Linked DNA regions of Homo sapiens: region 2 is linked to region 1. The links are chromatin contacts, found by Hi-C or POLR2A ChIA-PET in ENCODE. All regions are on one chromosome and are shown on one strand. Each heading gives the region's core, a stretch centred on a gene start or an enhancer-like site at or near the end of the contact. The rest is flanking DNA. Distances are from core to core; before and after follow the strand shown. Region 1 has its middle 87 kb from the start of MIR4290HG. Region 2 overlaps SYK (spleen associated tyrosine kinase).

Evidence for each region. A loop is a pair of places that touch in the nucleus more often than their neighbours do. ChIA-PET counts read pairs that join two places held with the same protein, here RNA polymerase II (POLR2A). Pooled maps may share reads with other maps.
Region 2: a map of astrocyte of the cerebellum shows a loop between it and region 1 (5-fold over the local background). The contact joins two enhancer-like sites. A Hi-C loop is called at or near these places in 6 of 168 maps with a recorded cell type or tissue (CD14-positive monocyte, Right ventricle myocardium inferior, adrenal gland and 3 more) and 3 of 50 pooled maps. POLR2A ChIA-PET finds 5 or more read pairs at or near these places in 1 of 52 experiments (WTC11).

What each region holds. Positions count from the first base shown.
Region 1 is chr9:90,126,025-90,131,736 of GRCh38, reverse strand. No RefSeq gene overlaps it. Among named protein-coding and RNA genes, the nearest start is that of MIR4290HG, 87 kb to the right of the region's middle. Within about 2 kb of position 3,621, at least 3 of the 41 ENCODE cell types and tissues checked have a DNase peak (open chromatin) inside an H3K27ac peak, as active enhancers do.
Region 2 is chr9:90,877,064-90,882,775 of GRCh38, reverse strand. SYK (spleen associated tyrosine kinase) reads right to left here. Exons shown (of 14, transcript NM_003177.7): 10 at 4,996-5,205; 11 at 3,823-4,012. Among named protein-coding and RNA genes, the nearest start is that of SYK, 78 kb to the right of the region's middle. RefSeq lists a silencer at 2,412-2,624. Within about 2 kb of position 2,158, at least 3 of the 41 ENCODE cell types and tissues checked have a DNase peak (open chromatin) inside an H3K27ac peak, as active enhancers do.

The DNA of each region.
Region 1 (5,712 bases), core at 2,372-4,871:
GGGCATGACGTCTGATGACCGTATTTCAGAATAGAGTAGGTAAAGCTCTTAATTGCGATAAAGGTGACCCCCAAGGTTTAGATTTGTGGTGGGGACTGAGGTGAACACAGACCAAAGATGCAATTAGTCTCAGAAGTCTTATTTTGAGAAGGTGAAAGTCTAAGTTTGGGGCAGCGAGGTCTCCTCACTGGGATGGCCCTCCTCTCCTCCTCTAGGCAGACCAGGGAGGCAGGATGGAGCAGGAGGGCTGCTGCGGACACTTGCATCCTGCAGAGAAGAGTTAGTGGCTCTCGAGAGCCACCACCCTGGAACGAGGTGATTTTGATATCTCACCTACATTGTACAACGTGACAGCCACTCACCACATTTGTCTTTTTACTTTTTTTTTCCTTTTCTTTTTTTTGAGACACGGTCTAGCTCTGTCATCCAGGCAGGAGTGAAGTGACACAATCTCGGCTCACTGCAGCCTTGACCTCCCAGACTCAAGAAATCCTCCCACCTCAGCCTCCTGGGTAACTGGGACTATAGGTACATGCCACCACAGTCGGCTAATTTTGTTCATTTTTGTAGAGACAGGGTCTCACTATGCTGCCCAAGCTGGGCTTGAACTTCTGGATTCAAGCAATCTTTCCGCCTCGGCCTCCCAAAACACTGGGATTGCAGGCATAAACCACCTCACATTTAAAATAATTTCAATCCTCTGTCTCACTAGCCTCATTTTGAGCACTCACTAGTGGCACACGGTGCTAGTGGTTACCACGCTGGGCAGTGCAGAAGGGACATTTCCATCACCCCACAAAGTTACACTGGATAGCACTGCTGTAAATCTATGGGCTTCTTTATCATTCCAGGGATGTTCAGAAGTCACCTAGCTGTCCTCATTTCTCTTTTCTAATTTAAAATTGCATATGTACACTGTGGAATACTATACAGCCATAAAAAGGATGAGTTCATGTCCTTTGTAGGGACATGGATGAAGCTGGAAACCATCCTTCTCAGCAAAGTAACACAGGAACAGAAAACCAAATACCACATGTTCTCACGCATAAGTGGGAGTTGAACAATGAGAACACATGGAAACAGGGAGGGGAACATCACACACCAGGGCCTGTCGGGGGTTGGGGGTGCTAGAGGAGGGATAGCATTAGGAGAAATACCTAATGTAGATGACTGGTTGATGGGTGCAGCAAACCACCATGGCACGTGTATACCTATGTAACAAACCTGCACGTTCTGCACATGTACCCCAGAACTTAAAGTATAATAATAATAATAATAATAAAACTACTTTGCACTCATTGATTTGTTTTTCATCCCCCCTCGCTTTTCCAAGGTTGGCATGCATGCTCATGCTACTTATTTCTGACCTCTCAATCCTGGGTGCTAATGTGTCAGTTAGGCCAGGCTGCCTCCCTTCCCTCTCCTCCTTCATATGTTATCTTCATGTTGGGTTTCTCCTTCCCCGTTGTGCATGGTGTCTCCTGTGTAAATTATGCTCAGGACTGTTCTAAAAGGCCATGAAAGCAGTTCTAAAGTGAACATTTTTCACGTCCTGATGCCTGTCTCCTGATAGCTTCTCCTTCCTGTCCAAATATTAAAGTAGTTATCTGCATTCATTTCAGCTTCCTCCCAATCTGTCCTCCAGCTCTGCAGTTTGATTGAAATTCTTCTTCCAGAATTGGACAGAAACCTCAACAAGGGCAGAACTTTCCCCAGCCCTCCTGCTCCTTTCCTCCTCTGGTGACTAGGCACACACGCAGCCTCCATGGATCTCTGTTTCGTGGGTTCTCCTCCATTCTTTCTGCCTCCTTTCTTGACCTGCTGCCTCTTTTGGTCTTCTTATTGCATGGTCCCCAAAGCCTCTTTCCCTCATTTCCTGAATATTCTCTAATGGAATCCTGCCAAATCCCTGCCTTTCCCTGGATTTCACTCCTGAGCACCCAGCCAGAACTTTCCTGTTGGTTTAATCATCTGGATGTGCCAGAGTGCCACCAGCTCATATACCCTCCTCTCCATGAATCTACCTTGCATTGAATGGGCCACTCCGCAGCAATGCCAGCCTGTTTTCTCTCAGCAAACATGCCCTCTGCTCTTCTGTTTCCAGAGCCGAGCCATCTGTCCTTCAGATATGGAAGCCAGAAGATCACTTCCATCGGCACAATGTCCACTTTACTGCTGACCATAAGACGAGTGGTCTCTGTGTTTGCTAATCTGTGTTATCAAGCTGTTCATGCATAAGGACCTCCATGATGCTAGATTCCATCCATTTGCACACAGTTTACCACTCCATTACTAGTTATCACTGCAGAAAGAACTTGGTCCAGGTTCTATTCCATCTGGAGCATAATTTTGAAAGACCTTCATATTCCCAGACAATCAGTCCTGAGGAATGAACAAATACATGCCCTCTATGGCCTGAGATGGCCACTAATAAGGGTCAACCCCACATGGCTGGCGCCTAGCTACAAAAGAAGGTCACACTAATCAAGGCCAGGTAGTGGTCAGACAGGAGGAGCCCAGCCCTTCTTGGGGAAGGACATGCAGACCTCTGGAATTAGGTCAGAGTGAGAGAACTAGATTGTGGGTTGTTATACAACCACAAATAAAGAGGAACAATTCCCAACATGTCATAAATAGCAACTGAAAACAAATATGTCAACTTCGATTTCCTGGGAAATACTGTCCTTTTTATCTGCTGTTTATTGTGTGCTCCAAAACGCTCGCCTGAAGACATTTTTAAAGGGATTTTTTTTAGAGTACTCTAAACAATGTAAAACTGAATACATTCTATATTTTCAACCCCTATGCCAATCTTCAATTGGAAAAAGCTTTCAGGTTAATCAGCAGGAATGTTCCCAATTCAACAGGCGATTCAGTGACTGTTTATATGGGTTGCTTTTTATAGCACACGGCTTACTATGTACATGGGCAGTGGGAACAGTAGTCCATACCAGGGACAGAGCATCCTGTCGCTGGCACTGAGGAGCCTCCTCCAGGAGAGGAGAAGGGCTGCTTTCCCACCTATCTCTTCATGCCTTGGGGCAGGATGTGGGATTTGAGTTGCTTCTCCATTTATGGGGACAGGTCACACCAAACTTTGTGCACCCTCTTGCCCTGCCCTGTTTGTGATTGAGGCACTGACCGGAATCATGTCCTTCATCACACCCAAACCCTTGGCACTGGGGACCTAAGAGACCCTCTGAGCCCCCTCCTTTCATGTGTGCTGGGGGGTGGGGAGGCTGCTAAACTCATTCAGAATAGAGAGGCTGAAAACCTCTCAGAATGGCACTGTGAGATCAAGCATTTAATCCTACCTCCTTCGCCCACATAGAAATCATAGGTAACACAAAAAATAAGGTAAAAACAGGCACACATAGTTTCATGGATCAGAAATGGGTCAGAAACATAGAGGGAAGCTTGAGGCCTGAGACAGCAAGCTGCAGCCTCATAGCCTTCAGAAGTGGAAAGAGACAGAGGTGTGATCTCTTACACTCCTGAGAGACAACCACACTGAAAGCACGCTGTTTGTGTGGAGGATGAGAACTAGGTGTACTGCATAAGGCTGCTGAAGCTAGCGCTGGTGACACAGGCCATACCCGGGGAGCGGAGGGCACAGGCTGCTCAGCAGACACATGCATAGTGCCAGGACCTGGCCAAGCCACTGCTACCTCGAGAACTTGATCTCAGATATACTGAGTGTCACTCCAGGACAGGAAGCTCAGGCTGTCCATACAGGAACTGTGGCCTTTATGAAGCCATAGGGATAAGGTGATGAGAGCAATAATGAAGCTTCTAAAACATCTGGGGTGATTACAGAGAAAAAACTAAAATTTCTTCTTCAAGATGCATTTGCAAAATAAAATTCTGACCACACAGCAGAAACCAACACTAACCAGGCAGCAAATACAGCAGAGTATTCACTCAAGACTAGCAAAGTAGCCCAACACAGCTGTATATTACAGCTGTAATATAATTTTTTCATATCTTCTGAAAGACAAAAGAGGGATATAGCTGCATTGAAAAATATTATGAAGGAAAGCACAGGGAACATGTGTACCTAAAAAGTAATCAATTAGAAATGTTAGAAATGGCAAATATAGTCATTGAAATTTAAAAAACTCTTGAAAGACAGTATAAACATTATCTATCATTTTTCTCTTTAAAAGAAAGAATATTCAGGCCAGGTGTGGTGGCTCACTCCTGTAATCCCAGCACTTTGGGAGGCCGAGGTGGGTGGATCACGAGGTCAGGAGATCGAGACCATCCTGGCTAACATGGTGAAACCCCATCTCTACTAAAAATTCAAAATAATTAGCTGGGCATGGTGGTGGGTGCCTGTAGTCCCAGGTACTCAGAAGGCTGATGCAGGAGAATGGCATGAATCTGGGAGGCGGAGCTTATAGTGAGCCAAGATCGCACCACTGCACTCCAGCCTGGGCAACAGAGCGAGACTCCATCTGAGGGAAAGAAAGAAAGAAAGAAAGAAAGAAAGAAAGAAAGAAAGAAAGAAAGAAAGAAAGAGAGAGAGAGAGAGAAAGGAAGGGAGGGAGGGAGGGAGGGAAGGGAGGGAATATTCAGTAAATAAGAAGATAAACTAAATAATATCTGCCTACACAGCACAGAAAGAGAAAACAGTTGAAGATATAAACTCATGTTTGAAAAACTCACTGAGAATTTTTCAGACTGGAGGAAGAAATGAATAACAAGGTAAAGAAAAATTAGCCTAGTCATATTGGGGTAAAGCAAAAGGCTATTAAAGAAAAAAAAGTTTTTAAAACTACCAGAGAAAAAAGACCCACAAAGGACTGGCAATTAGCAGATTTGTCATTAGTGGCAATAGATACCAGAAGACAATAAAATCATTTCAGTCTTAAAATCACCACTTCCAATCTAGAATTCTGTATGTTGAATAGAAAGCATTAACCAGAGAAAAATCTGTTGAACAGGAGAAGGGAAAAATGCATCAGGATTAGAGAAGAGAAACTGAGAATTAAAATACATAAATTCAAGAGAATCTAATCTTGGAAAGGGAGAGAAAAAGCAAGGAGGGAAAATAGGCGAAACTGGAGAGTGCCTCTCATTCTTTTCATCACTATAGAGATGGTCCCCAACAGCATATAGCGTCTCATGAAGCTTTATTACATATTCACGCTCTTTTTGACCTTGTAACTTGACCCTGCACCTTACTATAAAAGCATTATAATAATAATATGTCCACATGAAAATGAACCAAACAATATTTGGGAATTAAGCAGCACTCTGGAGAAAGGTCTAATTTGGAAGACGTTCATATCGTAGACCCAGAAGGAGATCATAAGGAAATGATATAATGTATGTGGCAAAAGGGGTAATTAATTCTCAGTGCTTGCTCACCTGCTTCATGTTTAGACAGAAACTTCAGGGCTCAGGGACAGGAAAATTCAGCTGCTTCTCTCCTGGGGCTTTGTGGAGGATTCAGAGCAATGCAAGTAGCCTGTTGTTTGAATTGCATTCTAGGGTCAGGGTTTGTCAAGAAATACAGAAGTAGAGAGCGTCATTGTTAACCCTGTACCTACTTAAACTATCTTTCAAGAATGAGGATGAAGTAGAAACATTTTCAAACATAGAAAGATACAAAGTAGATTAACATCCAGAAAACCTTCCTAAAGAGAGGGTAGAGAGTTCCAGAGAAATGAGTGAAATACAGGTAACACAAGAAAGAAAAGATTTTGT
Region 2 (5,712 bases), core at 909-3,408, 750 kb before region 1:
CTCCTTGGTTGCATCTGTGTTCTCTCTTAGACCATCTATTGGAAGTGTGAATATGTACTTGTTATTTTGGTCCGTCTCTACGGAGGAGCATATACTAGTTGCATTTAGTCGTCCATCTTGATCAGTTCTCCACCCAGGTCAATTATTTTAGCATGCACTACTTGCTAGCATCATTAAAAAATGATCTAAGCATTCTAATTTCCTAATTTTAAAAAGCAAGTGATAGTACAGAGGTCAAAACTGCATAGCAAAACCCTCTCTCTGGGTTTGGGATTCAGGGGGCACACAGCGGAGTCTGGTTATCTTCTGCTGATGTCACCTGTGTGAGGTCTCATTGGGGTGGAGAGGGGGACATGATTTCAGTGAAAACTGATTTCATGACACTACAGTGGATCACAAGGAGACATTCAGGACATCAATCTGGAGACCATAAGGTGCCCTGGCACTTCTCTTCCAAATGATACAACTGATTATACTTCTGTTTCCATCACCTTGTGTGCTATTTTAAAATTTTGATCTTACAAGTCATGAACAATACAACCATGTGTGTTATTTCAGGTTTCTTCTGAATTTTGAACTGATGAAAAAAGTAAACCTTTGACAAATCTTAAATGCAATGAAATTTAGGCTGTCTTCAGAATAACCTAGATACATGCATAAATAGGTAGTGTATACTTTTTTCTGGTCATAAAACTAGGGGCATATTCTTTGAGCACTGTACTTTTTAATTTTTCTACCTAACCATGTATAGTAGACATATTTCTAGGTCAGCACATGCAAATAAGTCACTTTTAAAAGGGTTGCATTGTGAGCTTCCTGTGAATCTGCTATGACTGATTGGACCAAACCCTGCGGAGCAGTCGTCAGGCAGTTTCCAGATTTTTGCCGTGGCAGCCCGTGCTAGAGTGCACATTACCAGATGTGTGTGTTTGCTCTCGGAAGGAGCTGCTGGATCAAAGAACACCTGTGTTTTTCAGTTGTGATGCTGCACAAATCTACCCTGTCACGCATGGTTTCCCGAGTGCCAGCGTTCGTTTGCTTCCACAGCTAGCACTTTTCTTTGATCTTGTTTCACTTTTTATTCCTTTTTTTTTTTGAGACAGAGTCTTGCTCTGTTGGCCAGGCTAGAGTGCAGTGGCACGATCTCAGCTCACTGCAACCTCCACCTCCCGGGCTCAAGCAATTCTCCTGCCTCAGCCACCAGAGTAGCTGGGATTACAGGTGCCTGCCACCATGCCTGGCTAATTTTTGTGTTTTTAGTAGAGACGGGATTTCACCATGTTGGCCAGGCTGGTCTCGAACTCCTGACCTCAGGTAATCCACCCACCTCAGCCTCCCAAAGTGCTGGGATTACAGGCGTGAGCCACCACGCCCGGCCCACTTTTTATTCTTTTCCATTTCACTTTGCTTTGTTTTCATACAGAAATCTTCCACTACCCTATCTTTTCGGTAGTTTTGTCTCTTTTTGCTGCTTCCAAGATGGCTTTTATTTCCCTAGTGGCTTTTTTTCTTCATTGATTGTCCAAAGACAATCTTTGGTTTACTTTTTAGTTTAGTTTACTTTTTAATGGTATGCTGTTTAATATCTACAGCAGTTTTAGAATTGGCCCCATGTTCTTTGACTCTTTGACACTTCTCCTCAAAAGGGTGGTTCTATCTATCCCATCCTTTGAAGCTGGTGGCCTTGGCTGCTCTGACCAATAGGATCAGGTGGAAGTGACCCTGAGGTAGTTTCTGGGCCTGGTTTTATAGGCCTGGCAGCCCCCACTTCCTGCCTCTTGGGTAACTGCTCTCAGCCCGCAGCTGCCATGCTGCCCAAGGGAAGCATGGGCCCAAGGGAAGCCCAAGGGCCCCAAGGAGAGGCCATGTGCAGGTGAGCTGGCTGACAGCCCCGCAGAGGTCTCCAGCATGGGCTGTGTCTAACCAGCTGCTCAGTGGCTGAGTAGTGTGAGTGAGCAGAGTGGAAACGGTCCTCCTGTCCCTCGGGCCACTGTGCAATCCCCTGTGTGAGCAGACGCACTGAACCCTGCCTACCTGGCCCTGCCCACACAGCAGGACGGCAGGGAAACCAACACCTGGTGGTGTTTTTGGCAGTAAGTTTGGGGTGATTTGTTATACAGCAGTGGATAAGGTGCCCAGCATTCATGTTTCATTTTCTCTATCTCCTCTGTGTCCTTGTTTCAGACAGGCTGTCTTCTTTTCTGTAATGATCATGATGAGGTACATCCAGCATTACAACAGGCTTCTTTCTCCAGCATGTCCCATGCTGGTCATCCTAGGCTGCTGTCTTCCTTGCTCTGTTTCCCTGCTATTTCTATCCAGGCCCATGCTGATGCCTTTCTCACAGTGGTTCACCTCTGAAGGGGCTTCCTTCTGGGAAGCTACTGTATGAAGAATGGGGTGAGGAGGGCCAGCCTGACCCCTGCTGTACTCTCGCCTGGCCTTTGTGCTCAAGATGGTGGAGTCTGCCTGCCTGCCTGGGAGCTTGGCTCTTGTGGCTTACCCTTCATGCAGTCCCTTTGCTGGCCGAGGTCCACCATTCCCCATCACCTACCAGTCCATGGACTGCCTCTTAGGGAAAGGTGAGTGGGTGGGTATTGTCACTCAGGGTGGGGTCTCTGACCACTGCAGGGCATGAAACACAGGATCCTATCTGCCACCCACTAGGTAGATTTTGAAGGTCTGCCATCTATTTCTGAGCATGTGGACTTCACCAGAGACTAGCAGGGTTGTTAACCTGCCTTCGGCACCCTCTTTGACTCAGTGGGATTGGTGCCATCACGTTTTCCAGTTGGTTAACATAGACCCTAGGTATACACCACAGATGAGTTAATATGAAGATAGAGCTTTCTTATCTTTTCTTCTTTTAGTTGTTATTGGTTCATTTGAGGGTTCAGAGAGGGGTCAAGTTATATTAGCAAGGGGATTGGTCACTGTGAAATTATTTTTTAGGAAGTCCAAACCTGCACCCAGAACTAGTTTCTACTTTATGTTTTGCTGGAAGTCCACCCTTAATTCTTGATAATCTCTGCCTCACCAAACCAAGGGGCATATTTCTTTTAGCTTCAGTCACATAACTATCTAGATCTCTTCTTTCCAGCACTGCATCTATTTTTTGACACTTCAACTCTTCTGGATACCAGTTAAGCCAATAGAACAATTTCTACATATGTAGTGGACATACACAGATGACGAGTTTATTTGGTAAATCTTCACTTTCTAACTTTTGCATGTATAGGTAGGTGTTCATTAGAAAGTTATTTTGGAATAGCTCCAAGCTGCAATATTGGAGCTCTGAACTGCAGTACTGGAGCTCCAAGCTCCAATAGCTCCATGCTGTGGGACAGTGTTCCACCACATGTTATGAAATGTCCTATCAGAAAAGGATGCCATGGATGAATCTGGTTTGAGAAATGCAGTGCAGTAAACCCTCTACTGAGATTCGTAATGTTAAGTAGCATGAAAAGGGCTTCGGGGAAATCCTGCAAGAATCAAGCTGTCCAATGCAAACTTTTCAAATTAACTTAATGAAGGAATCCCATTCTTCTTTTTTCAAAACAAATCTTCACTTAATACCTCGATTCCTGATCATTCCATGAAACATAATTTAGAATATACTACTTTGAGTAAATCTCAAGGTGTGATATTATTTTTATTTTTTAAACAGTAAAATCAAAGATTATAAGAACATATCTTACATAGTTATTTTTCAGTAGCAAAACTGCTTTTTGAAACCATACCAATAATAAAATAAAGAAAACGTACATTTATCTTGCATTTTTTACCACCTGCTGCTCTGAATATTAGCTAAGTTGTACTTACCTTGTAGTAGTTTTCATCAGCACGCAGTGCTTTGGAAAGTCCGAAATCACTGATCTTGGCGTAATGTTGGGTAACTAGCAACACATTTCTTGCAGCCAGATCTCTGTGCACAAAATTGCTCTCCTCCAAGTACTTCATGCCCATGGAAACCTGATGAACCAGTTCTATGATGTTCTTATCCTTGACATGTCTGAAAGTCATAATGATCTCATCAGCTATAACAGACAGTGACCCATTTCACAACAAACAACCATGCTCCTCACGCAGGCAGTGGGTGAATCTACTCCTTCCCTCTTCTTAAACAACAAAACTCACGAGTGGTGACAAATAACTTTGTTAGCATATAGCTCTTCAGGACTCAATGCCATATTCTCCTGGTGTTCAATGGGATTGAGTTTCCTGGCATGCTTGGAATTGCAAGAAAAGCAGTATAACAGAGTAGTCAGGCCTGGCTCACAGATAGCCAGGCACCACCTCAAATCCTTGTTCCAGTATCACACAGGTCACAGAACTAACCCTGAGAATCAGTTTCTCACCTACAAAGTCAGGGTAAGAACACCTCCCTTCCATGGAGACTAAAGAGACAATCTAAGTACAAACGTAGCACAGCAAATGAGGCAAGCTCCTCGGTGGCCATCATTCTGTCTTACTCCAAGTGAGTTTCTTCATCTCAACAACAGCTTTAGATGAGAAGAACACAATTACTCCCTTGATGGATGTAATCAATTAGCAGTGATTGGTATTTTCAGAAGTCATCACTCATGAGAACATAAGGTCAGCCAAACAGATAAGACTTAACTGTCACCTCTTAGAAAAGCATTTATTTAAAATGTTTCTTTAAAAAGAAAGTGTTCTTCCCAGTGAGAAAGGAGATTCCATGTCAAGATATTCTGAGGCTGAGTCTATCACTAGGCCAAGACTGAATGACTACAGGAAGAAAAAAAAGACAAAACTGTCAAATGAGTTCTTCTCTGAACAACTAGAGCTAACAGAGCTGAATCCAAAGACTATGTCTCCCTGTCCCTCTGTCAAGGTCCCTGAGTATGGACCAATAAAGGAAGGCACAGGAGGGTGGGAAGGCTTCCCAAGGAAATCAGGCTGCTCGGCCCATCCAGGGGTGGGCCCTGTCCCTTAGGGGATAGCTTCCAGATGTGTGGGGGCACCTGACAATACCTGTTCTGCTGCAAATACTTATTGAGGGGACCAAGTTCTGCCATCTCCATAACCAGCATCCAGGACTCGGCCTCGCATATCCCGATCATCCGCACGATGTACGGGTTGTCCAGCTGCTGCATGACATTTGCTTCTGCTAATAACTCATCTTTAAGAGCGGGGTCATTGGCCTCGTTTTTCAGTATTTTCACAGCCACGGTTTTCACAACTCTGCAAGAGAAATCATAACACACAAGAAACTTTCCAAAATGCCTCACTTCTAGATAATCTTATCCTGTGAAGCATAATCCCCCTGTGGAAACAGTCCCACGGAAATACCTGCCACAGAGTGGCAATGTGTCTTCAGAAGCCTGTAATGGATGGCTGGCCTTCCAACCTATATTCCCTTATTTTATAGACAATGAGAGTAATACTCCATTACTAAAAAAGAATGGTGGGGGCTGGGCATGGTGGCTCATGCTGACAATCCCCATACTTTGGGAGGTTGAAAGGGGAGGATTGCTTGAGGTCAGAAGTTCAAGGTCAGCCTGGGCAACATAGTGAGACCCCCATCTCTAAAAAAAATCACCCAGGTGTGACAGTGCAAGCCTGTAGTCCCAGCTGCTCGGGAGGCTGAGGTGGGAGAATCACTTGGACTCAGGAGTTCAAGGCTGCAGTGAGCTTCTTGCCACTTCACTCCAGCCTGGGTGACACAGTGAAACACTGTTTCTAAAAAAT